Linked DNA regions of Mus musculus: region 1 is linked to region 2. Evidence: chromatin loops called from intact Hi-C (ENCODE). Cell type or tissue: left cerebral cortex. All regions are shown on one strand. Region 1 holds the start of 2410022M11Rik (RIKEN cDNA 2410022M11 gene). Region 2 overlaps Zmym2 (zinc finger, MYM-type 2).

What was found. A loop is a pair of places that touch in the nucleus more often than their neighbours do. Peaks named below come from ENCODE experiments on the same cell type or tissue, not always from the same donor. Only the 100,000 strongest peaks of a DNase experiment are listed, where the experiment ranks them.
Region 1: a loop joins it to region 2, with 6 times the contacts of the local background. A loop is called at or near these places in 22 of 42 quality-filtered maps.

The regions. Positions count from the first base shown.
Region 1 is chr14:56,811,501-56,814,000 of GRCm38, forward strand. It overlaps 2410022M11Rik (RIKEN cDNA 2410022M11 gene), which reads left to right and starts at 489. Exons shown (of 1, transcript NR_152252.1): 1 at 489-2,399. It also overlaps a transcript of Zmym5 not described here. In left cerebral cortex, a CTCF peak has its summit at 1,437; DNase peaks (open chromatin) are centred at 1,408 and 2,033; H3K4me3 peaks cover 1,301 bases; H3K27ac peaks cover 1,486 bases.
Region 2 is chr14:56,887,189-56,889,688 of GRCm38, forward strand. Zmym2 (zinc finger, MYM-type 2) reads left to right here. Exons shown (of 25, transcript NM_029498.4): 2 at 607-669. Among named protein-coding and RNA genes, the nearest start is that of Zmym2, 1.8 kb to the left of the region's middle. In left cerebral cortex, CTCF peaks have their summits at 145 and 976 (motif pointing left); DNase peaks (open chromatin) are centred at 141 and 911; H3K4me3 peaks cover 986 bases; H3K27ac peaks cover 964 bases.

The DNA.
Region 1 (2,500 bases), 76 kb before region 2:
CCTCCGCCTCCTCCTCCCGAGGCTGCGCTGCTCCCAGCCACCCCCACTCTCCGCGGCCCTCGACAGGAAAGACGGCGGGGAGAAGCCTCACCGGGTTCTGGCTGCAGCTCCGCGGAACGAACCTCCCCTCCCCCGGCCCACCCCCCTTCGGCGACACGCACAACTCCGCTCGGTCCAGTCCCGGCTTTAGCGCTGGTGAGGAGGAGGCAGAGGAGGCGGTGGCACGGCGGGGCCCGGGGAGGCCCCGCCCTCCGCACGCTCATTGGCTGATGGCGTGGGCGGCACGGAATGCCTCGGGCAGGCTCCATTGGCCCAGTCGGCCTTCTTTCAGGACCCTCCTCGGTGAGGTAGTCACGGCGGCTGTCCGTCAGACCTGGGCCACGCCCTCGGGCCTGCCGGCCCCCCCCCCCCCCCCCCCCGCCGCCAGCCCCGGGCTGGGCCGGCCCTCCCTCTCTTCCGCCCTCCCTCCGTGCCCCCGCCCCGCCCCCACTCGCGGGGTCTGCCCGGGTCAGGAGCCCGAGTGGCGCTGCCCGCAGTTCGGCTCGCGCTTCGGCCCTGGGGGCGGGCGATATTCGTCGAGGCTTCCGGTGGGCCCGGGATCGGGACACTGGGTCTCGGCCTCCAGACGGTCGCCACGGCCCTTTGCGACTCTGCTCGAGGAGAGACGCGGCCTCGATGTCCCGGCGTCCTCCCTGTCCAGGCCCCCAAGACCCCGGCGACTGGCGAGCCCGGCAATGCCTGCGGCGGACCGAGGGGGCGAGCCCGGCCGCGGCCGCAAGGGGACTGGTGCGCTGGCGGCCGTGCAGGCGCTTCCACCTTGCCTGGCCCGTGGGAAGGGTGTCCCACCTCCGCCATGGCTGCGGCGGGAGGAGACGTCGGCCTCCATTTTGTGGGATCTGTTGGGAGAACTTGGGGCCCATCAGAACCGAACCCGTGGGGACGAGAAACTTGGCCCGGAACGAGTCCGATCGCGCTCTACCATAGGCCTTGTCCTCGGCCGCCAAGAGTTTGCGCGCCGAGATTGCGGCGGGGCCACAGGACAGTGGTGACCCCAGACTGCCGCCGGGCAAGATGGAGCCCCGGGCTCCCTTAGCGGGCTCGCGCCCCTGGGACCTGGGCTGTCTGGCCTTGGCCGTCGGTGCCTGGCCGAGCACGCGCTCTCCGGCCTGCCCGGCGCCTGTCCTCCACGTTTGCCGGGCCTCGGGCCATCGCGTGCCCTTCGCTTCATCCTGGCTCCGTGGGCAGTGACCCTCTAATGGGAGTCCCACCGGACGCATTCGGAGCGGAGCCGCTGGAGGGCGGCACGAGGGTCTTTTGTTCCTCGTCTATACCCATGTCTTTGGCAGAAGACTTGGTGCCGGATTTCCAGGACTCCCTGTAACCTAAGAAATGCACCTCGCCCTGGTGTTTGTTAGCGGGATTACAACTGATGCTTTTAGGTTGGATTGAGGTTCTTGTTACATAATATGTGAAAATATATGACTCTTAACTGGACTTGGTGGCGCATGCTTTTAGTTCCAACACTTGCAGGCAGAGGCAGTTGGATATCTGTGAGTTCGAGGCCAGGTTGGTCTACAAAGTGGATTCCTGGACAGTCAGGGCTACACAGAAAAACCCTGAGTTGAAAAACCAAAAGAGCAAAAATATATATGAGTCTCTCTTTTAAGACAATGTCTAGCATAGTCTGGCCTGGAACTCTGTGATCTTTCTTCTGCCTTTGCCTCTCTCTTCCTCTGCCTCTGGAGCATTGGGATTGTAAGCATGTCACCACTGCTTTCTTGGTTTAGGCTTAGATATGATTTGAAAACAAAATCCCACACCTCATAGCACAGGAATGGAGTGCCAGTATTAAAGGCACAGAAGTAGCAGAATCAGTTCAAAGCTGACCCAGGATACATTAACTGCCTCAAAGAGAAAAAACAAAACAAAACCACAAAAACCAGGCAGCTGAGTGGAAGGCTATTAGATGGCTCAGAGGTTATGAGTGCTTCCTGCTCTTAAAGACTACCAGATTTGTACCTTCGTGGAGCAGTTTCCAACTGCCAGCAACTGCAGTTCCAGGAGATCCAAGCCCTTTTTTGGACAAGCTCTTCTGGCCTACCTACACACATAGATGTACAAATACATTCATGAGCACATATACATATCTCAGAGTTACAGAAACCGGAGTTTTTTTTTTCAATATTTAAAACGCACATCCCCTTTTTTTCTCTTCTGAAGTATGATAAAAGCATGCTCATTGGATGACAAACATATAACCCTAAGTCATGTTTCTTGTCCGTGGGTTGATTGGTGGGAGAGTTAAGTAAGCTTTTATATTACATAATGCTTTACTCTCTGGACGTTACCAACATCACCAGCATTTTATTTAAGTCTTCAATGGCTGAAAATAAATGTGTTAATCATAGTAACATTTCCACGACTGCTGAAGATGATAACCATCCCCCTTTCTCTTAAGCATTTGGAAATACAAAACTGTAGGTCCACTAAGTTGATTCAC
Region 2 (2,500 bases):
CCTTTTGAGTCTTGCGGCGTCCTCTTCGTCGCTGGTCTCCTCCCCGGCGCTGTGCTGCGCGGCTCTTGCTCCTCACGTATTGTTTGGCTGGGTCTCTAATGGCGGACGGGGAGGCAGCGCTGCCGGTCTCGGACTGCAGGGGGGGCAAACCTCGGGCCCAGGGCAACTGCTTGGGGCAAATATGGGCAATATCAGCCCATCGTTGACATAAACTGGTTTTTACCTGTAAATTGGTGCTGAGTTTGACTGGAATAACCGTGGTGGTAATACTTGCGAGGGAGTGCAAGTCCCTTGCTGGCGTCGGGGCAATGTTTGCCCTTCCCCCTCCCTACCCCATAGCAGGCTTGGTGCCCTCAGGTCCCTTTCCCTGCAGATTGAGGCTTACACATGGGCTTTGGCTCCAAATAAAATATTTCACTCCACTTGGGTAGTAAGTAGTAGGCTGTTTTGCGTGGGCTTTGGGGTAATAATAGAAGGGCCAAACCTCCTTGACCCCTTAGTCCCTTCTCTGCCTCCTCCTGGTGAAATCGGCTTGGTGCTCCTACCAGATTGGGTGTTCATCCATTTCTCTCCCCCCCCCCTTTTTTTTTTTCTCTTTTATCCCAGGACCAGAAATTTCGTTCAACCCTATCTGGTGCATCTTTGGCAGAAAGTGAGGAAAACACCATTGTGAGTCCTTTTCTTCTAATTTGCTTATTAACAGAGGACGTGGTTGGATTATAGGGGTTCAGCTATAGGATTTGGCCCTCCTGGTTGTTCTTAAGGGGAGGAGCCTTCTCTTGGGTGGCAGCTGCTGTCGGGGAGAAACTCCAGTGATGCCTGGTGAGGCAGCTGGGAGTGGGCGCTGCTGTTTGCACCGCTGCAGACATCGCTTCTGCTGCTGCAATACCAACCTCAGCAACCAGACGACGGGCTTCTGCAGCTGCTCACGTTACCGGTGGGGAGGAGGGGTGTTGGGAAGGAGGGCATATTTCTGGTGCCCTCTAGAGTTACAGAGTGGGAATTAATGTTATTTGGTTTGAAGTGCATGCAACCATTTTTGACATTTTTCTTGTCATCATGGTTAATGGACCTCTGGTAATGGACAACTATGGAGAGCTGCTTAACTTTTTATGCCTGGTCTGAGTGACAGAATTTGACCATGAAGGTGGACGTGTTTCTAGATCTTTCATGTTCTTTGCATCTGTTGTTTTCATCTTACCAAGTAGATGCTGCTTAGACCTGTGCAGTCCTCTACTTAGTCTTTCATCTCTGGTGTTGACCAGTTCTCTATTATGTCACGCTTTTTATGGATTTCTAAAAATTTTTATAGTGTGTGAGTGCATGGTGTGTTTGTGTTGGTGCACATGCCAGAGCACCAGTGTGTAGGTCAGGACAACTTTTGGAGTTGGTTCTACCCTTCACTGTCTAATTGGTTCAGTGAATCCAAGCCAGGTTGTTAGGCTCATGTAGCAGGCCCCTCTATCCATTCAGCCATCTTGCAGGCCCTATCACTTATTTTGAGATGGCATCTAATGTATCCCAGGTTGACCTTGAACTTTTGTTGCGTAGCCTAGAATGACTTTGAACTTGTGATCCCTCAGTCTCAACTTCCCAAGTGCTATGACTTGTGTCCTCTTGTTATATTTATGTGGTGCTGGGAATCAAACCCAGCTTCCTGCACGCTAGCAAGCACCTCACCAACTATGCTACAGTTCTAGCCCCAAATATTACTCTTGAGCCCAGTACAGCTCCTGTTGTTACTTGTATACTTTTAAAGGTGTGTTATAAGTATAGATGCTTATGGTTACTTTGGATTTATTTATTTTGGTTTTTTGGGACAGGGTTTCTCTGTGTAGCCCTGGCTGTCTTGGAACTCACTCTGTAGACCAGGCTGGCCTCAAACTCAGAAATCTGCCTGCCTCTGCCTCTGGAGTGCTGGGATTAAAGGCGTGCGCCACCACGCCCGGCTTGGATTTATTTTTAATGTGTATGATTGTTTTACCTGTTTGAATGTATGTGTGACATACATGTACTTTGTGGCCAAGGATGTCAGAAAAAGGTATTGGCTGTTGTGAGCCACTATGTGGGTACTGGAAACTGTACTTTATAACTGCTGAGCCATCTCTCCAACCCATTGTTAAACGTTTTAAACTTGTATTAAGTAATTTAATCCACAGGAGAACTTGGTAGTATAGCTAATAATATTTTCCCCTTCTGAACACTGTCTTTACTCTGAATTTGCAGAGGAGGGAGTAGGCGTAGAAGGATCCTGGGAAGGACCCAGTGAAGCAGGTTCTGAACACAAAGCAGTGTGGCGACAGAGCCCACCATCAGCAGCTGGACTGGACTGGATTCTCATGTCGGAGATCTCAAACTTAAACTGAGTCAGAATAACCTTTTCTTGCTTGGAAGTGGAAACATAAAAAGTGCTTGAATCCTGTTCAGTTCTTTTAAAAAAAAAAATAGAAAATGCTAGATGGTGGTGGTGCCCACCTTTAATCCCAGCACTCAGGAGGCA